Regions from separate parts of the Mus musculus genome. Here all the other regions are linked to region 1. The links are chromatin loops, found by intact Hi-C in ENCODE. Cell type or tissue: gastrocnemius. All regions are shown on one strand. Links, peaks and the distances in the headings refer to the core of each region. The heading gives the core; the rest is flanking DNA.

What was found. Hi-C counts contacts between places; a loop is a spot of excess contacts. Peaks named below come from ENCODE experiments on the same cell type or tissue, not always from the same donor. Only the 100,000 strongest peaks of a DNase experiment are listed, where the experiment ranks them.
Region 2: a loop joins it to region 1, with 2.3 times the contacts of the local background. A loop is called at or near these places in 2 of 42 quality-filtered maps.
Region 3: a loop joins it to region 1, with 3.0 times the contacts of the local background. A loop is called at or near these places in 4 of 42 quality-filtered maps.

The regions. Positions count from the first base shown.
Region 1 is chr11:4,497,007-4,504,737 of GRCm38, forward strand. Mtmr3 (myotubularin related protein 3) reads right to left here. Exons shown (of 19, transcript NM_001373897.1): 8 at 7,026-7,139; 9 at 1,882-2,087; 10 at 925-1,056; 11 at 332-443. Among named protein-coding and RNA genes, the nearest start is that of Hormad2, 60 kb to the left of the region's middle. In gastrocnemius, for the core only: a CTCF peak has its summit at 4,030 (motif pointing right); no DNase peak of the experiment used is centred there.
Region 2 is chr11:4,590,643-4,598,373 of GRCm38, forward strand. It overlaps Mtmr3 (myotubularin related protein 3), which reads right to left and starts at 4,148. Exons shown (of 19, transcript NM_001373897.1): 1 at 3,961-4,148. In gastrocnemius, for the core only: a CTCF peak has its summit at 3,330; a DNase peak (open chromatin) is centred at 4,233; H3K4me3 peaks cover 2,585 bases; H3K27ac peaks cover 3,821 bases.
Region 3 is chr11:4,701,164-4,708,894 of GRCm38, forward strand. Uqcr10 (ubiquinol-cytochrome c reductase, complex III subunit X) reads right to left here and starts at 3,181. Exons shown (of 2, transcript NM_197979.3): 1 at 2,994-3,181; 2 at 805-1,057. The coding sequence starts at 3,143. The coding sequence ends at 1,013. Zmat5 (zinc finger, matrin type 5) reads left to right here and starts at 3,493. Exons shown (of 6, transcript NM_026015.3): 1 at 3,493-3,558. It overlaps Gm51883 (a long non-coding RNA gene), which reads left to right. Exons shown (of 2, transcript XR_003949632.1): 2 at 260-1,029. In gastrocnemius, for the core only: no CTCF peak of the experiment used is centred there; DNase peaks (open chromatin) are centred at 3,158 and 3,499; H3K4me3 peaks cover 3,172 bases; H3K27ac peaks cover 2,424 bases.

The DNA of each region.
Region 1 (7,731 bases), core at 1,817-5,816:
CTGAATAGCCACACACATTATAATAGGGGTGGAGAGAAAGGGGAGGGGGAAAATGATGTAATTATATTTTAATTTCAAAAATAAATTAAAAACAACAACAACAACACAAACTCTGCAAAGGAGCTGGACTATTTTTTCCACAGTTGATGTTCTATGCTGTAGAAAAAAACAGCTTCTAGGCCAAGAAGACTATCAACAGGGATCAAAAGTATAACTAAGGGTCACTAACAAACAAAAGATACCTCTAAACTCATTTAAAATCAAACCAAACCAAACCCAGCAATACAGCGGCAACAACAAAAGAAGCATACGCATTAAAGCCAAGCCTTACTTTCCAGGATCTGGCATCTGTGTGCACAGCAGCCGCAGAGACTGGAAACTCCTCCGGATAGAATGTATGTTTGCCATTCCCATAAACACAACTTCACAGTTAGGATAATACTCTGTAGAGAAAAACAATTTAAAAAAACCCACAATACATTCAAGTTAAGGATCTCACCAGCAAATGTAAAAGCAGCAAAGTAGCAGCACTCAAACAGCAGGGCCGTGGCAGAGTCAGAAAGGGCGGAACACTAGAGCTCTGTATTTACTACCTCCAACTGACCCCGCTTTTCTAAGAAGTCCGTGGGAGTGGCAGGAAGCTAGTGATTCACTTATGTACTGTGAGAGACAACAGATTGAGAAACAGAGCCTCTACAGACCTGTGGGCAGAGACCAGCTTTCCTATCCTTGAGGTTGGTACACAGGAGGAAGATGGTCTGCACCTCAGCCAAAGCTCACAGAGGTCAAGGATCCAGAGAGACGGCCTGGCTTTCTGGATGCAGGGCAAAGAACGCGCTTTGCCATTTACTTTAACTGAAGCCTAGGCTGTGAGTGAGGGGCACTGACAAGGACAGATGATGCGGGGACAGACTATACACCCACCTGGGCACTCACAGCCTCCTCCTTTGGCTCGATTTGCCACAGCTGCTGCATAGGAGCGTGCATCCAAGATCAAAAGCTTCTGGGGCTGGAGAGCTAAACTTTCTGCTCCTGAAGTATTTGACAGAGAGGAATCTGCAGGCATCAAGAAGGGGATAAAAACTAAGCAGACCCAGCTCTCCTAGAACTGTGACTATCTAGTACCAGAGGCACATATTACAGTAAAAACAGAACAAAATGAACTCCAATCAATGGAGCCGCCTAGCCAGACCTGGTTCTTGCCTTCAGTGTACCCTCTGCCTCTTGAAATTGATAAGGATTTATTTTCCAAAACCAATTCCCAAAGCACATTAGATGAAACTCCCACTTCACCTAATGTCTTACCCTCATTTCTACCCCTGTAGTCCTTTCATAAAAGCAGGTATTTTTCTCCACAGACTGGAGACAACCCACATCCTCATCCAATTACTTCATTCTTGTCACAATGGCAAGGAAGACAACATTTGCCTTGAAACAAAAGATTTTCCAGTGCTTTGTCAAGACCTGTCCCTCCTCAAACAAACTCACTGAATTCTCTCTTATAAAAGTAACTTTAGGGCTGGAGAGATGGTTCAGTAGTTAAAAGCACTGACTGCACTCCCCTGATGTGTCTGAAGTCAGCTACAGTGTACTCACATACATTAAACAAACAAATACATACATACATACATACATACATACATATTCAAAAAAGAAAAGTAACTTTATACAGCCAGGTGTGATGATGTATGCCCCAACAATCAGGAAGTAGAGGCAGGCGGTTCTCTGTGATGTCAAGGCTAGCCTGGTCTAAATAGTGAGTTCCAGGACAGAGATTCAAAAACTCTGATTTAACATTGTATCATTTAAGGAAAAGGCACTTTAAGATAAGCTTTTCGGATGCTTTAAAAAACTGCTGCATGGGCCTAGTGAGCACCTTACCGAACTCCACATCTGAAAGATCCCCTGCGTTGGGAAAGTCCCGACAACTGTTCCGAGTGGAAACCTTGCTGATACTTGACTGAGAGTCAGAAGCACAGGCTCTGGCCACTGACTGCACCAGATGTTCATCATCAGCATTTCGCCAGCCCCACCAGCTAACCTCCGGTTGTCCGCAGCGGGCAATGACAGCTCCATTGCTCTGGTGCCTGTGGGGAGACAACAGTGAGTGTCCTTCCCCAGTTTCCCATCTGGAAGCCCCTCATCCCCTCCCCTCCTGAGTGTACTGTTTCAAGGCCCCATCTGATGCTCTGCACTCATAAAAGGATGGAAATTGATTGTAAATAGCCTGATGCTTTCTCAATCATCATCTCATGATAGTGCTCTCTGTAAAGTTACCAACAAACGGTAAGAGAATATTCTTAGAGAAAATGAACTAGCACTCACAGTTTAGATATTCTGAATCTTTATTTTTGGGAAATAAGATTTTAAAAAAAAAAATCTATAAATATTATACCAGTTCTACTATGTAATAATTAAGCACAAACACCCATTTCTGATACTGAATCCAACACATAAAGCTGCTAAGGTACAAAACAAACTGTTCTGCCTCACTTCTGAAGGTTTACTGCAGTATCCATATATTCACTACTGCTGGCTTGATGATTCTTTCCAAACACATCCCATCTCTGCAAATACAACATTCTCTTGGCCTACAGTGAAATCCTTTTACAGCTCTCCAGAGATGTCACGTGTCACAAGTTAGTCTTACTATGGACACAGTGCTCGATGCCCAGTCATGCTTGCTCAAGCATCTCAGAGGGAAGAAATCACAACCCAGCAAACTATACTCTGACAGATTCTTTTCCAAAGCCAGAAATGATTCTCAGAGTCCACTCTGAGATGCTACTAAATTTTCATGTTTTCCAGCATGTCAATTAAAAAGTTGGAAAAATGTAATATTTAGTTGTAAAAAAACAAAGTTTAGACCCATGCTATGCCATAGATAAATTGGAAAGTGTCACATAGAGTGAAGTGAGCCCATCACAAAGGACATGAGTTGTTAAGATGTATTACCTAGTCAGAATAGGCAAATCTAGAGAAACAGTGCATTCCTGGCTCTAGCTTGGGATAGAGCAGTTGGGGAAGTAAGGAATGACTGCCAATGAGTGTGAGGTTTCATTCTGTTCAATGAAAATACAGTAACACTGTTTGTAGAGGTGGGTTAGCACAACTCTAAATGTAATGTAGTAAAGATTGCTAGATTGTATTAGCATACCTAAAGCTTCCTTAAGGTTGAAGTGCTATAAAAATGGAGAGCTCAGTGGTTAAAGCACTGGACCCACTCCATGCCTGAACTCATGTAAACGGAGAAGGAGGCACTGACTCAACAAAGCTGGATCACATGTGCTGTGGCATGTGTGCTTGTACACACACACACACACACACACACACTAAACAAATAAAATTTTATAAATCTTTTAATTAAAAAATATTTTTGCTCTGTGTGTGTGTGTGTGTGTGTGTGTGTGTGTGTGTGTGGCTACAACTGAAGGCAGCTGTGAAGTCCAGTGGGGGAGGGGTGCCGGTGACCAAACTCCATTGCCCTGGAAGACCAGCATGTGCTCCTCACCACTTAGCCAACTCTTCAGCCCCAAGAAATACTTTACAAAATCTGGTAAGCAATATTCTACCAATTCTATATACTGAAGAAAATGCTCATATTCTTTAAAATGCTCTTGAATTTGCACATGCAAACCTGCACACAGATAGTAGAGATGGGTTTACACAGAACACAGTATTCCATTCCTTTTTCCTTTTTTAGGAAATAATGTGAGAAAATATAATCCTTAAATTCACAAGCACTAGATTAAATGTGGTGGTAGCAAATCCCACTAGAGTAGTCTGCTTAGAGGTTTTCAATCCCACCTCACCTTGAGTTGCGAACAGCTCGCAGAACACATCATTACCAACACCGCATGGGCTCACACTCAAATCAAACAAATGATGTGAAATTCCATGGTTTTTGCTGCGTCTCCCTATCAGGCTGAAAACCACAGATCTGAAATGACTGCAAACTTCCCAGAAAAGGGTGAAGGGACCTTTCCTGAGAGGCCTCTGTCTCTGCAAGGCTTCCTAGCACAGAGGCAGAACAGCAGATGGCACTCTGGTCTTGGGTTTTCAGGGCCAACTGGGTCACTACAAGTAGCAGTAATTGATCTCCTAAAAAGCTTTGTATTGCATGAAAGCCCACTCAATGACAAAAGTTACAATCACTTTAAAATTTAAAAGAAAAAAGAAAATTAGATAAAACAGACATTTTACCATCTTAACAAACAGAACTTGCTAAAATACAAAAAGGTAAAAGGTCTAGTAAAAAAAAAAAAACTTACTAAACATGGAATGCTTCCATTGTACATGAAGATGCAATGGTTTTAACTGCCTCTAATCCAATGGTCAGGCAAGCTCTCTATCTGATAAGGATCACCATGCACACAGAGATGCTGTAAGCTGCACAACAGATGGAAGTCTCTCAAGATCTTGCTGTGTTAGAGCAACTCTGTAGCTCTAATCAGGTACTGGTTCAGGCCAGTATTGCAAAGTAACTGCTGCGAATGACTTTGCTGCAGTCCACACATAACTAAATCTGGGAAATGCTGGATTTAGGGGCATTTTGCTATTTGTGGTGGTTTGAATGAGAATGGCCCCCACAGGTACATATACTTAAATGCTTAGCCATAAGGAGTGCCACTATCTGAGAAGGATTAGAAGCTGTGGCCTTGTTGGAACAGGTGTGACTTGTTGGAGGAAGTGCATCATTGGGGATTGGCTTTAAAGTTTAAAAAAAAAAAAACCCATGCCAAACCTTGTCCCTCTCTCTTGTCTCTTGGCCTGCAAATCAAAAAGTAGCTCACGGGGACTGTTCTAGAGCCCTGAGTGCAGCCATGCTTACTGTCATGCTGCTAAGGAACTAAACTTCTGAAACTGTAGCCCCGTTAAATGCTTTCTTGTAAGAGTTGCCTTGATCATACTGAATAAGACATCATCTCTGCTGGCACTGAAAAGTGGTGGAGTGTCCTGAACATTCTTCAAGACACCCCCAACAAAACTAAACAACACAGGGATCCAATTCTGAGATAAGAGACATAAGACACATGCCCTTCAATAGAGAGCAGCTCCAGGAAGCCTGCTTGATTTACAGAACTATACCAAGAACTTTCAACCACAATCTTGGCAGGTTTTCTCTCAAGGATTGATGGTGACAATTTCTACTTATCCACATAGTCTAGGTATCTAGAATGAGCAACCCTAGAACTCACACCTTCCAGAATTGAATTACAGAAAAGAAAGAAAAAAAAGCTAATTAAAAAACAAAAACGTATTCTAAGGAGCTCTTCTTAGCTAGCATACTTAAGCTTTCTGCCTAAAGGAAGAAAAATGGCTTTTACTGAAAGCCTTTTACTCAGAAAGAGTACTTCCCCCTTCTGCTCCAAGTCACAAGTCTCATAAATGCCAGGCAGTCGATCTACCACAGCTGTTGGTCCATCCAGCAGCCAGCTGCTTTCCCAGCCTCCCAATCCCTTTAGCTTCCTGTTCTCTAATTCCATGTCATTCTCAGTGCCTGAGTGACAGGTAAATTTGGTGACCTACTTTGGTGTCTGAAAACAAAACTGATGAAAATGGACACTGAAGGCTTAATGGGTCCTACTGAGCCACAGGCAGTGTCCTTCACGTTCAGTATTCAGGGTGGCATCAGAACTTGCCTTCGATAGGCTAAATGAACAAGCTGGTTACCTTCCCAAGACTGTCACAAGAAATATACCTTCCTAAAGCCTCAATATTGGAGTGCAATAGGTCCTGGTGTGGTACTTTTTAACTAAGCCATTGTTTGGCTCACTTTGGTCAGTCTAAAAGGTCTACAAACCACAAAGTAAAATGGAGAATGTTAACATTACAAGACATAATACGACTTCCTAAAAATTTAACATGACTGTGTAACAGCAAATTGGTCACTAACTTATAAAGCTAGTGCTTAAGTATGTACTCTATTTCAAATGTCACTTAAAGGCATTAAAGTGTTAAGAGGACCTCGTTTACATACTATAGCACATCTGTGTATCACCAACCCCTTTTTAAAATGTGCACCCTTAGCCCTTATATAGATACCATTCCCTCATAGTAAAAACCCCTATGCAGGCAGAGGAAGGCTTGTAAGAAGCTCATGACATATGCAGCTCTCCAAGGGTTGTAACAGCAGCAAACACTTGCTGGGGAAGAAAACTTTGGTAGACATGTCTGTAGTGTCTAGCTAAAGCCAATAATGTGGCTGTCACGAGTTACCACTCTGGGGAGTCTTCCAGTGATACAGCTACTTCTGAATCTTCTATAGCCCTCCAGCTCATCCTTTACCCACACACACTCCTAGAAGTGACCTTAGAAGCTCCCCGAGGTCAGCAAGACAGCCTCAGGTGGAACCATTTCTTAGGTCTGTAGTCAGTGTCCTATCTGGGATTTATAGAGGGCTGTTCATGTCTCCCCACAAGATATTACTCTATAGCTCTCATGTCTTGTGTCTCTGAAACTTTCTGTCTAGCCACAAGTGATTCTAATTCATCTCAAAACAAGAGTCCTTCCTTCCACATGTCACATGTTAAAGTGACAATCACAAACACCATTAGAGTTCATTGAGCTCTATTCTAAATCTCACCAATCTTTCAACACAAAAGTCCTGTTAATCATCTGAAGCTAAATACAATGAATATAAGAAAAAAATGTTATTTTTATTTTTTTTAAAGATAGGGTCTCCCTGTATAGTAGCCCTGCCTATCCTAGAAGTTCTTACATAGACCAGGCTAATCTTAAAGTCGCAGTTATCCACCCGTCTCTATCTCCTGAGTGCTAGGATTAAAGCTGTGCATTGCAACAGGTGGCCCAGCACTGCTCTATTGAAATATTCTCATCAGGGTTCCCCTGCATTGCCAGCTGCTTCTGCTCTGGACACAGTGAGTGCTGGTGTTTTTCTTTCTGTAGACACAGCTTTAGCAACAAGGAAGCATGCACTTGCCAGGGACTGTCGCTGCCAGGTCAGCAGCTGTCAGGACAGTGAGCAGTAGGGAGAAGTACCTGGAGCTGGTCTGCTTACATACCTGTAGATGACAGCAGGGATGCGCTTCCAGGATCTGAAGCCTGCCACGCTTTCCAGCTCTTTGTCAGTGATCCAAGCAGGCACTATGAGCTCTTGTGGATAACTACCACATAATCTGTTGGAAACAAGAGAACGGTGGTAAGAAGGAAAGAAAAGGGGAGAAGATGGAGGAGTGAGAGAGGGGCAGAGGGATAGGACATGAGCTGGCACAGGAACACTATTCATGCCATTACAAAGCCAGTTAAAAAGGCAGTGAGGTGCTTGCCTAGCATGTTCAAGGTCCAATATTCATTCGCTAGCACAGGAGAAAAAAAAATGGCAGACGAGAAATCAAGGGGGCATTATTTGAGGTTGTTTTGGTCTCCTTACCAGAATAGGCAGCCATAATGTTTGCTTATATTATACAAATTATCTTTGATGGTTCAATCTGGTGCTGCCTTTTGGAATCTGATAATCTAACAATGAAAAAAACGAGAGTTGAGGGACAGTCTCCTTCTCCATAAAAATTCTCTGTTGTAAATTGTGTGCGTGTGTATAAGTACAGAAAGAAATATCTATGTCCCCTCTCTTAGCTTCAGTCTTCCAGGCTCTTTGTCAAAATGAAGCACGAAAAGGACGAAGTCAGATCGCCTCTTCAGATTAACTTCTCACCTAACTTGAACCAGTGTCCTAATTCTTTTTTTTTAAAAAAGATGTATTTATTTTAT
Region 2 (7,731 bases), core at 1,259-5,258, 93 kb after region 1:
TACATGGTATACCCACATACATACAAAATTTTAAAAACTTTAAAAAGAAACAAAAACACACTTCTATAACTTTTACACAGAACATGCTAAGCTCTTTGCTCCAACCACCTTCCATCACAGCTCCAAAATAAGAAAGAGATCAAATACAGTGAAGTGTATTCCACTTGATCCTTATGGCATTTGAATTGATGGCTTTACTTCAATTCCAGTTCCCAACAAGAACTCACCCTGCAAGACGGGCTCCACTCTACTGCAGCCCCTGCAACCCCATGACTCTTTCTGTAACAGATACAAGTACTCAAGGGTTTCTCCACTTCAGCTGCCTTCCCAGTGGCATCAGGAAATTCTGCATTTAACATGTTCCTGGTTGACTTCTGCTCACTAGCCAATTGTGTTTACTGGGAGGTCAAGGATGAGACAGGGTTTCTCTGTGTAGCCCTAGCTGTCCTAGAACTCACTCTGTAGACCAGGCTGTCCACGAACTCAGAGATGCACCTGCCTAGGCCTCCTGAGTGTTGGGATTAAAAGCATGAGCCACCACTGCCTAGCTAGACAATTCAACTCTTTCATGAAAAACTTTTTAAAAAAAGAATTCTAATGCAATAGGATTCTATCATTACATTATTTAGCTTGTTTTTTATGTGCCATTCCATTGCTCTTCCCTCACAACCTGTGAAATAAGAAAACATTGTTCTTCCTTTAATAATGAGGGAATGTTCTATGGCTTGCCAAAAACAAAAGGGCTAAGGAGCAGCACTAGGCAGACTTGAGACTTCCTGAGCTATCCACTATCACACTAAAACAATCTTTATTTTTATCAAATAAAACTTTAAAATGTCAACTTTAAAAGGCTTTTGTTTCTTCATACAGTACAAAAAATGAAAATGAAAGCACACTAGTATCAAGATCGCAAAATTAAGATTAAAAATAGCAATGGCATGTAGTAGTCTTGAATTACTGAGAACCTTAGCTCAAACTTCATTTTAAATTGGTTTCACTGATTATGAAATTACATAAAATTCACCACCAATGCTCTAAGGAGCTAGCTTAGGAGATAGAAGCACTGACAACCAAACCTGCAACCTGAGTTTCAGACACACATGATGGAGAGAATCAACTCCTACAAGCTGTCCTCTGACCTACACATGTTCACCATTGCATATGTGCACCTACACTCATACTCAGAAATAGACATAATTTCTAAAATATAAAAACAAATTCACTATTTAAAATATATAACTGGGTAATCCGTAAGAAACAACTAGACATAAAATGTGCACAAACTTCTCCCAAACATTCTTAGAATTGTGTCTTCATACCAGATTATGAAGTGCCCTCTGTGAAATTGACTCGATTTCAACATAAAGAGAATTACAACAGCATACGAGTACTGTTTCTGCATACTTGCAACATGCACTCAATTTCCTGAGCATTTTTGGGAAATGTATAAAATCCATAAGCTAAAAGCAAAACTCAAGAACAGAATACTCTTTCTGGAATCTTAGGACAAATTTATAAGAGTTTTATTTCTTTTTGAGTTTCTCGTGTGTGTGTGTGTGTGTGTGTGTGTGTGTGTGCATATGTGTCAGTGCACACATGTGGAGGTCAGACAACTTAGAGTTTTGTTCTCTCCTCCCACCACATGGGTCCAGGGGATCAAACTCAAGTTGTCAGCCCCTGAAGCATGTGTCTTTACCCAGTAAGCCATCTCTTCTGCTTCTGTTTTCAATTTTTAAGATAGGATCTTCCTATAAAGCCCTGGCTAATGTGGTACTTGCTTATGTGGCTGGCCCACAGTCATCTCAAACTCTTGGAAATTTTAGCCTGAGTTGTTATTTCTTTTAAATACCCATATTTTTAAAAAATATATACTTAAAATATGTAAAAACTTGGCCTCAGTATGAGTTCTAAATTATGTAAATGAGGAAACTTGAGTACAGAGAAGTAATATCCCAACAGCCATTAATGCCACAAATGATCCAGATATACCCAGCAGCACAGAATGGCCATCTGTCTATACCACCTATAAAGTCAGTAACATGTGTCAACACCTAAAGTTTTAAATGCATTAAGACTTAAAAAGAGAATGAAAATCCCTCTTCAATGTAAGACATCAAGTAATTTTTAATAACTAACTAGTGTTTCTCATACCAATACTATTCATTTGATTTTTTTAAAAAATCTGAAAAGAAAATTCTGTGAGAACTATGGTAAGTAGTGGGGATTATCAGGAAACAAAACAGACAAGGTTTCTGGTGTTAGTGAACAACTGGGTGAGCCTCTCTATGATATGTCAGAATACAACCCTATGCAACTGTTAACACTTTCTTCCACCTCTTCCAAAACTGTAACAATCCTCAACACACCTTTGAAATATGAATTTATCTCTTGGTAACTCAGAATTCCACTTTATCACAGAAAGCAAAAACTAGTGCTGTTAAGAGGGTCTTTAAACTGACTTTACCATACCTCACAGCCTGGAGCAAATTTCAAGAACTTGTCACAACCTACAGTACACCTTCCAGGTCCACAACCCTGGTCTCAAATGACTGTAACACACCCTGCTACCCTCCACTTTACTGGAAACCTGAGCCAGATGGTTTAGAAGTAACTACAATGTTGGCATGTTAGAAAGCACCTTTAGGACCCCTCTGTGGGCCAGAAGCAGACTTCAGGCCTCACTTCCTTTATTTTCCTCTAGGTTTTTGGACATACGTTCAGCTATACAACATTTAATTTGATAAAATGTGTTCTGATGCCTTGTGAACAAATTCATTATGCTGCTCACAGTTACCTAAAAAGTAAAAATGGTAGGGGTGAAATATGTCTTCATAGGCAATCACTCTAACCTTCTAGAAGCTTCCAAATTTAGTTTAATAACATATTGCATAGTGTTTACCCACAACGGTGTCATTCTGTAAACTCTTCTACTCAGTCAAGCATGGAAAAGAAGTCTTTCACTGGCCATCAACGCATGTTATTTGGTTTCCAAGTAAAAAACACAGAAACATTGCAGAATCTCAAAGAAGGCCTCCTTCACATCCCCACAAACAAGATCATTTTGATACAGAACCATCTACCATTCAATCGTAACTTCTGACGGCTCACTGTTCACAAGAGGAACGAGGCTGAGCCTCCACTACAAGAACACATGCACTTTTAATACAAAAAAAAAAAAAAAAAAGACCCTAAATGTCAAAAAGCCAAGTGGATGTCAAGATAGTAAGAAGAATAAAAACGTAAACTTCATTCTGACAATGACTGAACATTAATATCTAACAGAAACCTGTGTGTAAAACTCACAAGTGAGATGATCTGACTCCTGGTGGCCTAACAGAGTGTGCAAACTCTACTTCCAATTTTTGAAATAAGTTTTCTGGCCCCAACAATACCATCTTGGGTCATGAAATGCAATACATCCAGTACAATTTCAACCCAAGAAATAATACTGATCTTTTGCAGAGCTACTTGAGCAGTGTTCCCCGAGCTCCTCCAACCACCCCTGGACCTTCGTTCCCCTTCAAGCACTACCAGGTCAGGAGGATGCCCTGCTGCAGTTAGGCTGAGGCCCGCACAGCTCGCCCGTGGTTTCCAACAGCACGACCTCCGGCCTCTCGCCACTAAGGACTCCCACGGTCTCGACCAGGGCCTCGGGCCACACGCTCACCTCCCGGAGGCCCGGGAGCGTTTTCCAGGGCGCCCCAGCCGCAGCTCCCAACACTCCGAGTGTTACCCACCGCCAGGTTCAGGATGGCCGCCGAGCTCGGCGACCCCGCCTCCCCCGACTCGCCCGACCGGGCCTCGGTGCTCCATTCTGAGAGCTTGCCCCGGGAGGCCGCGGCCAACCCAGCCCTCGGCCCGCCGCCGCCTCCCCGGCCGGTGACAGCCGCCGCACTCGGCCCAGGTCCGCCCCTCCTCCAGCACCTCCTCGCCACCAGAGCCGGAGGGTGGGCTTCTTACCAGGCGGCAGGACATGGCGAGGCCCGCCACCGCAGGGCCTCCTCCGCCACCCCAGGAGGCTGCCAGCCAGGGTCGGCGGGGGCCAGCGCCTGGGCCGCTGGAGCGTCTCCGCCGGCTGCTCCGCCGCCGCCGCCGCCGCTGCCGCCGCCGCCTTCTCACAACCACAACAACATGGCGGCAGCGGCCACACAGAGCGCGCTCCCGAGACCGATCGGAGCTGAGAGCGGGGGCGCGCGCGCACGCTCCGGCGCGCTGTCCGCTGTGGGATGGGGGGCGGGGGGGAAGACTGGCCGTCACGGGATGGGCGAGGGCGGGGCCTGGCTCGTTGGTCACGCCCCAGGATGTGGGCGGGGCTGCAAGTCACCAGACTGTGGCTGCAGAGAAGCGTCAGGAGGAAGAAAAGAAAAATGAGAAGTGAATAAATAAACCGTTACGAATTAAGAAAAAGAAAAACAAGGTTTAGAAAGATTTTTCAGGCTTCTTTTCCAACTTAATGGACCAAGACAGCACTTCAGCTTACTCTACTTTCTATTAAAACTAAGAACAGTAGTGATATTATATCCCCAGCAAGTATAGTCAATATAAAACTAACTTAATACCGTGCATGTAAATATAGTGTGCTATAAGTTATGCCCAGAATACAAGTTCAAACTGCCTCAACGCCAGCTCCTAATAAAAAAAACCTCAGTGCTCAAAGAAAAGCAAGGGGGAAAAGAATCCCTACTTTGACTGGCCTCCAGAAGAGCCCCATAGTCTAACACTGTAATACCTTATTTTAGGTCAGCAGTCCTCGGGGTCTCAAATATCCTGAACCTCAGATATTTACATTATGATTCATGGTAGTAGAAAATTACAGTTATAAATTAGCGAGGAAAGTAAGTTGGGAGTCAGCATACGTGAGGAACTATATTAAAGTCACAGCGTTTAAAGGTTGAGATCTACTGGCTTAGGTCCTAACAAATCCTCAAAGATATTTCACTTCCTTAGATGAATTTTAACATGACCTTGATTTTTTATCAGAAGACAAGTAAATGAAATTTATCCCTGTATTTGTTAAATTGTTTATCTCCCCCCCCCCATTATTTGTTTCTTTGTATTCAACATTATTGCCTCTCTGCCCCCACTGGAGTTTAAGAATAATTAGAAAAAAAGGATGCTGTCTTATTTGTCATTATGTCTCCAGAACCTAAAATTGCACAACACAATAGCCAGACAAATCTCCTAATTATGGAAGAGCAAGTGTTTATATTTATCTAGTTGAATCTTCATAAATGGTCAGGCCTATCTTTATTTTACAAACAAAAAAAAAGTAAAACCCAGAATAAGTTGAATTTAACTTAAACTTCAAACCCAGGCCCAGATAACAACACAAACTGTCCTATTACTCTCTGGGCTACCCACCACATCACAGAATCTCAAGGAAGGTCAAGGAAGGCACTACATCACAGATCAGTTAGCAAAGACTTCCCACCGCCCTCCAAGGACCTGTCTTCCTCCTCTTCAATGCAGCTGATTGTGTCTCCGTTTTCACCTTCACTAGAAAAGCACAGGCTAAATTGGAAGTACAATGATTGCACCTCTTGGGTCAAAAAAAAAAATCTTTTGGTAGTGATAGCAGTAAACTATACACTTTCATTTATAATCCACTGTCCTGGTTTCCCTTTGTGTATATTCTCATGGCCTTTGTGGGACAAGAAAAAAAAATAGAGCATCAAATAGATGGACAACAGGACACACAGAGTAGACAGACAGACTGCCAGCAGTGGGGAACCTGAACTGGAGCTAGCACTTCACTGCCAGGACAATCCCTGCTGGATGGCTGGACACTGATAAAGTGGCTCCAGGTAAACAACTCAGGCAACAGGAAATTCACACCTGCTCCACCAATCCCACAGCTCCCACAGTCCACATGGAAAGAGCACATGGATCAGCTTGTCGCTTGCCTCTCTGTTTATCAACAATAACAATTTGCTTTTTGATCTGGAGTGAGAAAGGAAATCTTTGACTGAATCCTCGACCAGTATTTAAAATGTTTGAAGAAATTTTACTGTACCCTTGAATTCATGGTGTGCACCGAATCTTTTAGCTTGCACCAAACCACTTCAGCCTTAGATGTAGATGAAACAAGAAGGCCAGAGTTTGAACTCAAGTGATCTGATGTTGAGGGACATCTGTGCACATCATACTTCCCTTCCTCTCCACTCCTGGAAGCCTGGAAGGCAGATATTAGGAAATTGTCTCTAAATACAAAAGAGCAAACTCTGCATGGCCTGGAAAACTCCCTTTGTAGGGGCTGAGGATACAGCGTGTGTGTTGAGCGCACACCAGGCCCTATTTTTAACAAGCAGGAAAAAAAAAAAAAACCTTTCTATATTCAAAATAAGATTACAGTGACATTGATAACATTTAAGGAGAATATAATTACTTCAGCAAAAATGCCTGAAAGTGATCATTTTCTTAAAAACAATGTAATGCATATGCCATTATCAAAATCGTTACTTTTATTCTGTATTCAGTGGTAGGAATCTAAAACAAGGCAAGCATAGCACTGTGTGTGCTTGAATTAAAATTTCCAGTAAGTATAAAAATATCTCCCAGGATTTTTCTGACAGCACATGGTACCCCTACTGGTGGAAATGGATCCATTTCATTCCCGTTCTAATTCAGTGTAGAGCAATGGCTTTTGAAGCATGGCCCACAGGTTCTTCAGGTAACCTGAAACGCTCAGGGCTCTATTTGGTTCAAAGTCTTTTCATAATAATACCAATTAGTAGCTTGTCTTCTTATCATGTTGATATTTATACCAATGGCACAAAAGGACCAGGTTCATTGCTGGTGCTTTGTCCCAATCAAGGCGGTGGTACAGTGTGTTCCACTAGCCATTGTATCCTTAACAAAGTGGGCTGGTACTAAACAATATGGCAGTTTCACTTAAGAATGTCCTGTATTGGCCGGGCATGGTGGTGCACGCCTTTAATCCCAGAACTCGAGAGGCAGAGGCAGGCGGATTTCTGAGTTGGAGGCCAGCCTGGTCTACAAAATGAGTTCCAGGACAGCCAGGGCTATACAGAGAAACCCTGTCTCAAAAAACAGAAACAAAAAAACAAAAAAGCAAACAAACAAAAAAAGAATGTCCTGTATTGAGGAAAAAGGGAGGCCTAATTTTATTTGCTCTTTGACGGCAAGCCTTTCACTCTTCCAGATGGTGATATGGAAATTCCATATAATGCACATTTTTTTAACAGGTTATTGAGCTGAAATTCACAGGTCAATTAGTCATGTTAAAGCAAACTAACCAGTGGCATCTAATACCACCCCAGTGTCCTGTACCCCCTCTCCCACCCCAGTGTCCTGTACCCCCTCTCCCACCCCAGTGTCTTGTACCCCCTTCTCCCACCCCAGTGTCCTGTACCTCCCTCTCCCACCCCAGTGTCCTGTACCCCCCTTCTCCCACCCCAGTGTCCTGTACCTCCCTCTCCCACCCCAGTGTCCTGTACCCCCTCTCCCACCCCAGTGTCCTGTACCCCCTTCTCCCACCCCAGTGGTTCTGTACCCCTCCCCTTCTCCTCCCCCAGTGCTTTCAGAACTCTCAAATAAAATGTGATGTCCTACAAGCAGCTGTTTCCTAAATTACCTCGAGGAAGGAACACTATTTTTACAGGAAAGAATGGTTATCATGCAACATCCAGTTTCTCATATTTGGTTAGTTGGCTTGTCACCAAACATATATTATGTTTCTGACAAATACAACTTATTGTACTTGTTACCAGT
Region 3 (7,731 bases), core at 1,259-5,258, 200 kb after region 1:
GGCTGTCCTCAAACTCAGAAATCCGCCTGCCTCTGCCTCCCAAGTGCTGGGACTAAAGGCGTGCGCCACCACACCTGGCTTCAGACCAGTTTTAAAGTCACAAAACCCTCTGTGCAACAGATCATCTTTATTAACCCCATCATAATTATAATGAGGCGACTCAGGTCCAGCAGAGTTGGGTGTGGCCCTTGGTACACTCAGCTAAGAACTGCTGGGCTTGGGTTTAATTTCACACTCATAAACTGATCTTTCCATAAAGGAACCCCACAGGAGGCTGTGGCCCAGAGACATGGAGACTACCAAAAGCCACTCAGCAAGTTAAAAGGTAGAAGAGAAGACTTCAGCCTGAGACAGGGATTGAGTCAAGACTCCCAGGGTAAGACTTTTTCCTAGCTGAGACCATGGTGCTTTCCCATGGCCAAGAGAATCTTTGTGATTTAAGAAGGGGGGTGGGGGGGACTGCAGAGGTGGCTCAGTGGTTAAGAGCACTGGCTGCTCTCCTAGAGGACCTGAGTTCAATTCCCAGCACCTACACGTAGCTTACAACCATCTGTACCCCCCAGTTGCAGGAGATCTAATGCTTCCTTGGGCACCACAACACCCATTTATATTAAATAAGAACAAAAGACTGGGACTATTGGTTTAAAGATAACCTCTATTCAGGCTGATGAGTTCAAACTAGGATTCTTGGGACGTGAATGGAACAACTCCAAATGGTAGAGTCTTCAGGAGTTTGCATGGGGCTTGGGCACGGTCTCAACTACCAAGCGGAGATCAGGAAGTTAATAAAGGACTCGTGCAAAAGCCGGTCTCATGAGCACTTTGCATTTATTTGCTGACAGCTGTACTCAAACACAGCAGAAGTGAGTCTGTTTGTACAGTGGAGCCATAGCTTGCCCACACACTGGCGGTCGGTGAACGGCAACTTGAAACTCATCCTTAGGCTGAGGCCCCAACTCCAGGCAAACAGCTGACCGGCGACTGTTCCTTCGGGTCCCACAGGGGCAGGGTGTTACTCCTTGTTCTCATACTTGTGCTTTATATGTTTCCACAGTTTCTGCATTTAAAACACAAGGCAGTTCACCGTTAACCTTTGTCCTCACATTTTACAATAACTCTAGCTGTCCAAAGAGAAGAGCAGAGAAATCAGTGTTGAAAGAGTTAACAATGTAGCTGAGCTAGACGGTGGCGGTACACCCTTTGATTCCAGCATTTGGGAGGCAGAAGCAGGTGGGCCTCTGAATTCAAGGTCAGCCTGGTCTACAGAGTGGGCTCTAAGACAGCCACTACACAGATAAACCCTGTCTGAAAAATCAAAATCCAAACCAAAACACACAAAAAAGCAACATAACAAATCACTCCTACTCCATTAACCACACTAGGTGGGAAGGGAAACCAGCACTTGTACAAGACAGTAAGATAGGTTGCAAGAACGTCCCAGTTTCTTCATTATTAAAAAACAGCACCTAGAAAATGCTTCCCCCACCCCCACCCCCAAATTTCACATTGAGTCACTTTTTATTCTTCAGACCTAAAGTGGTTACACAATTCCCATTCCTAGAAGCACGGGAAAATGGGGGAATTCTGACAGTGTACTTAAGACAACTTTCGATACTTGGAAATGCTTATAAAAGATCAGAGTGGGGGCTGGCGAGATGGCTCAGTGGTTAAGAGCGCTGACTGCTCTTCCAAAGGTCCGGAGTTCAAATCCCAGCAACCACGTGGTGGCTCACAACCATCCGTAACGAAATCTGATGCCCTCTTCTGGAGTATCTGAAGACAGCTACAGTGTACTTATATATACTAAATAAATAAATCTTAAAAAAAAAAAAAAAAAAAGATCAGAGTGGCAACACTTTCATATGGACAGGAAGCTACCCCACCAGAGGAAATACAGCAACTAGTAGACAGAGCCTGTCTGGGCAGCAGGTCAGAGAGCCCTGAGGGGGCTGGAGAGACGACTCAGTGGCTAAGGGTACTCTGGTTGCTCTTCCAGAGGACCTGCGTCCAGTTCCTAGCACAGATGATGTACATGCAGACACAACATAAGCAAATAAAATTAAAACAACAAAATTTAAAAACAAACCAAAAGAGGTAAGAAAGGAAGGAAGGCAAGAAGGAAGGCCACTCAGTGAAGGAGCTGGTCGGTGGTGGCTCAGGCCTACAATCCCAACACTCAGGTGGCAGAGGCAGGAGGGTGAGTCTAAGGCCAAGCCTTGTCTACCATCTAGCTCCGGGACAGCAATAGCTACACAGAGAAACCCTGTCTCGAGAAAAAGAAACCAGTCGATGAACATGCTGGCCATCAGTAACATACCTTCCCCAATACTCTCACAACCTTTGACATAAAACATGCACAGAGTGTGGGACAGTTAAGTCAAAGAGGGCTCGCCATTTCCTACTTTATATTCATCCCCACATTTTCCCAGGATGCTATCTTTCAGTGGTATCATTAAGTATGAACGGTAGCACCTCATCTGTATCCCAGGATCTTTGATCCACTATGACCTTTATTCAATACCACGGTTAAGTGCTTTAAGTCCAGTATTGCCAGTTAGGGCTTGAGGTTTCATAGTCTTCACGTTTAATCCAAAGAGCCTACGTGGGCGGCCTTCGGAACTGAAACATCAATTTTAAAAGGTCAGCCACATGGTCTAAGGAGACCTACTTTTAACGACTGCCTTGCTGAAATCTGCCCTTGAAACTAGCAAGGACGGCAGGGGTCGGAGTTCCAACTCACCACCGACTTAATGGAGTGGTTCAGACCCGTAAGTCCTCTGATGTCTCAGGAGTCAGGAGTTAGCTTTCGCAAATGAATATGTGGAACTGTGTGACAGGACATACCAATTAGGCCTCGCACCATGTCAAGAGAAATAGATGTATTAACGGGCACAGTTCACCCCAGACCTGGTAAGACTTGATTGAGTTCCGTCCTACCTCCCTCCCAGTCACCCTTCAGGCGGGCCCAAGGTCAGGATGGCCCAGGCCCTCACCCCCTCGTTGATGTGCTCGTAGATCGCGTCTGCGCCCTGATCGAAGGCTCGCTCGAAGAACAGGGCGCCCACTGCGATGGTGAGGGCAAAGGTGGAAGTTCTGCGGAACAGCAAGGAGTACAGGCGCGAAGGGATCGTCGGCGACGACATGTTGCCTCACTGCCGAACTCGCGCCACTGCGCTTGCGTAGAACCCAATGTCTTGCTCCAAAAGTTTCAACGCGCCCTGCTTTATGGGAATTGTAGTTTCTCTGTATCTCAGAGTCGACATTTTGAACCATTAAAGAAACTGATAATGTGCACAGGGTAACAGTTTATTACAATGTTCATATTCCACACAACCAAAATTTGATAAGACTTATTTCTCAGTTTTTCTCCTCAACCATTTCCTGCGTTTGGCTATTTTGAACTACAAGTCCCGAAAGCCCCTTAGCTTACCCATCTTCCCCAGTGCTGTCTCGCCTTCGTATTCCGCCTTCTCGGTACCTTAGGAAGGACTACAAATCCCAGCGAGCAGAGCGCAACGCGAGGACTCAAGAGGAGGAGCCCGGAACCAGGTATCTTTGGTGAGACATCCGCGTCCAAGTTTTAGGCTCTTTTCCCAATCAGAAGAGTAGGCATTTCATTCTAAGTCCGCGCTATCCGCTTTTTCTGGCATGGGGAGTGAATACAGAGGCAGGGAACCTGAGTTTCTGTGGCTGCATCTCGACTCTCTGCCTAACGTCCTTTGAACCTACTCCAGATGTAGGTTTGGGGGTGGCAAAAGTCGGGTCCTGCAGTTCTAACTCTTAAGCCACGTCTCAGGGGGGAAAGTGGCTTTGCACTTGCTTCCTGTTCTCCAGAGCGTAGGCTTTAAAGCCAAGAACCCCGGCTTCGGAGATGGGTGACCTGGTTGTAAAAGGCACCGTACTTTTCTGAGTATCCCCTCGGGGTCTTGAGATGATCCCCAGTAAAAGAAAGGTTCCCAGCTCTCCTGGAGCGCTCTGGCCGTGGTGCGTGGGCGATGGGGAAGCCCAGCACTTCTGGAAACTAATACTTTGTAAAAGAGAAAACCCAAATGCTTGGACGGATTGCTTGCTCTTTAAACCTGAGTAGCCGCTTAATGGAGGACTGAATATATTGTAGCAGGGTAAACAGGATAATGTTTCTAGAGGCAACTGCACTGCTGGGGTGCTTGAGAAAGTGTAGAGTGGCCTCTAATGAGTAGGTGGCCTGAAGTCATCTCTAGTCTGGCCTTGAATCCCGTCCTGGGTAAGGAGTCATTCTTTTCCTAATTGCACTAGGGAGTCACTGAATGGGTTTAAGCTGGAATGCTTTGAGGTCTATTTACATTTTAATGTTATCGTTCTGACTTCTTGCTAGAGCAAAAACTGAAGAGAAGAAATTGCAGAGGTAGGTAATTTAGAGTAGAGAGGTTTAGAATAATGGTCAGATTTGAGATGCATTTTGGTAGGTAGGATAGACAGAGCAAGCTAGCAGAAGTGTGCAAGAAAGGTAGAATTAAGAGGTGGGCTCGGTTGTGGGTGCCTTTAGTCTCAGCACTCCAGATGCAGGTGGGTCTCAGAGTTCAAGACCAGCCTGGTTTACAAATTCCAGGACAACCAGGGCTACACAAAGAAACCCTGTCCTGAAAAACCAAACCAAACCAAGAAACAAAAATAGGAATTAACATCTAGAGATAAATTAAGATTTGACTACAGAGACTAAATGGTTTGTGTTTGTTTGTATGGAGAAAAGGTTTTACACTTGCTCTGGCTTGCCTGGAACCAGCTACATAAATCAGCCTGACTTTTAACTCCTGGTGATCCTCCTGTCTCTGCTATCTCTGGAAGGCTAAAATTATAGACAAGCACTATCATGCCTGACCTGTAAATTGTGTGTTTATAGATTTGGTTTTGGTTATTTTAAATTATGCATATGTATGGGAGGTTAGGGGGTGACATGTGCTCCTGAATGTCGGTACCCACAGAAATCCAGAGGAGGGTATAGCATCCCCTGGAGCTGGAGCTGGAGGTTATGAGCTATCAAATGTGGGTGCTAAAAACCAAACTCAGGTCCTCTGTTAGAGTATTACATGCTCTTAACATGATCTCAAGCTCTGTAAGTTGTGTTTTGTGTGAGTTGTCCCTTAGATATGAAGTAGAAACATCTAGAACAAATGGGGCTATGATTCTGAGGTTCAGAGGACCAGTGTGAGCCTGGGATAAGGACTTCAAACTGGACATGATGGTATAGGACTATATGCTCCCAGCACGAGGGAGGTGGAGGCAGGAACAGAAGTTCAAGGTTATCTTCAGCTACATTATGTATGAGACCAGCCTAGACTACATGAGCCTCTTCCTCTTAATTAATTACTTAGTCAATTTAAACCCAGAACTGATTTCTAGGCCTACCAGGAAGTGGTGAGCCTTCAGGAAAAGACTGCTTAAGCTTTGTTGAGCATGGACAGGAGACCTACAACAAACCGATTTGGTTGATGGCAAGTTAGTTCAGAAGGCAGGGAATTAAAGGTGGTTTGTTTTGACTTAACTTTTATATTTAAAAGATTATTTTTAAAAAGATGTAGCCGGGCGTGGTGGCACACACCTTTAATCCCAGCACTCGGGAGGCAGAGGCAGGCGGATTTCTGAGTTCGAGGCCAGCCTGGTCTACAAAGTGAGTTCCAGGACAGCCAGGACTACACAGAGAAACCCTGTCTCAAAAACACCAAAAAAAAAAAAAAAAAGATGTAGTATTTTTATCTTATGTGTATGAGTGTTTTCTCTACCTTTGTATATATATGTGTACCACATTTGTGTATTGTATCCCCTGAAGATAGAATTATGGAGAATTGTGAGCTGCCATGTGGGTACTGAGGACCAAACCCAGGTCCTCTGCAAGAGATACAAGTACTCTTAACCCCTGGGCCTTCTCTCAAGCTTCGTTGTTGTTGTTGTTGTTTGTTTTAAGATTTATTTATTATATGTAAGTAGACTGTAGCTGTCTTCAGACATTCCAGAAGAGGGCATCAGATTTCGTTACAGATGGTTGTGAGCCACCATGTGGTTGCTGGGATTTGAACTCAGGACCTTTGGAAGAGCAGTCGGTGCTCTTAACAGCTGAGCCATTTCTCCAGCCTCCTGTTGTTGTTGTTGTTATTATTATTATTATGATGATGATGTTTTTGTTTCAAAACAGGGTTTCTCTGTGTAGTCCTTGCTGACCTGGAACTCACTTTATAGACTAAACTGGCCTCAAGTTACAGAGATCCGCCTGCCTCTGCTTCCCAAGTGCTAGGATTAAAGGCGTGTGCCACCACTAAGCTCCATATTATTATTATTATTATTTAAAGATTTATTTATTTATTTATTTATTTATTATATGTAAGTACACTGTAGCTGTCTTCAGACACTACTATCCGAAGAGGATGTCAGATCTCATTATAGATGGTTGTAAGCCACCATGTGGTTGCTGGGATTTGAACTCGACACCTTTGGAAGAGCAGTCAGTGTTCTTAACTGCTGAGCCATCTCTCCAGCCCTGTATTATTATTTTTGAGACAAGATTTTATTATAGAATTCTGGTAGACCTGGCAGAAATTTGCTTTGCTCTGTAAACCATGCTGGCCTCTAACTCAGAGGTTTATGTGTTTCTACCTTTTGTGTGCTGGGAGTAAAGGCATGGGCCAGCATACCCAGAGAGGTTCTACTTATTTAAATAGGTTTGTTTGTTGAAATAGGTTGTCAACACGTGGGTCAAGACTCCTTTGAAGCTGGGCGTGGTGGCGCACGCCTTTAATCCAGCACTCGGGAGGCAGAGGCAGAGTCGGATCTCTGTGAGTTCCAGGACAGCCAGGGCTACACAGAGAAACCCTGTCTCGAAAAAGCAAAAAAAAAAAAAAAAAAAGATTCCTTTGAGTCAAATGGCCTTTTCACAGGGGTTGCCTGAGACCATTGGAAAACACAGATATTTACATTATGATTCATAACAGTAACAAAATTACAGTTATGCAATAGAAATAAAAATAATTTTATGCATGGGATCACCACAGCATGGAGGAAGTGAGTGAAAGAGTCACAGCATCGGGAAGGTAGAGAACCACTGACTAGGGTCACTACCTAGCCTGGCTGACCTGGAACTTGCTCTGTAGACCAGGCTGGCCTCAGCTCACTGAGATCCAACCTGCCTCTGCCTCCCCAGTGCTAGGATTAAAGGCGTGCACCATTGTGCCCAGCTTTCATTTTTCCCTTTTTTTTTTTTTTTCTTTTTTTGGTTTTTCGAGACAGGGTTTCTCTGTCTTGGCTGTCCTGGAATTCACTTTGTAGACCAGGCTGGCCTTGAACTCAGAAATCCGCCTGCCTCTGCCTCCCGAGTGCTGGGATTAAAGGTGTGCGCCACCACGCCCGGCTGCCCAGCTTTAATTTTATTTTTTAATCTTTCAAGTTAAAATTTTCAGTTTTTAAGGGACTGGAGAGATGGCTCCATGGTTAGGAGCACCTGGGTCCAATTCTCATCACCCACATGGCAGCTCATAGCTGTCTGTAACCTCGGTTCCAGGAGATCTGACACCCTCATTTAGACATACATGCAGGCAAAACATCAATGCACATAAAATAAACATGTTTAAACATAAAATAAAACTTTTTTTCATTTTTTAGGAACATGGTGGCACACACCTTTGATCCCAGTAACTGAGAGGTAGATGAGGCATACCTCTGTGAGGTTGAGTCTAGCCTGAGCTACATAGCAAGTTGTAGACC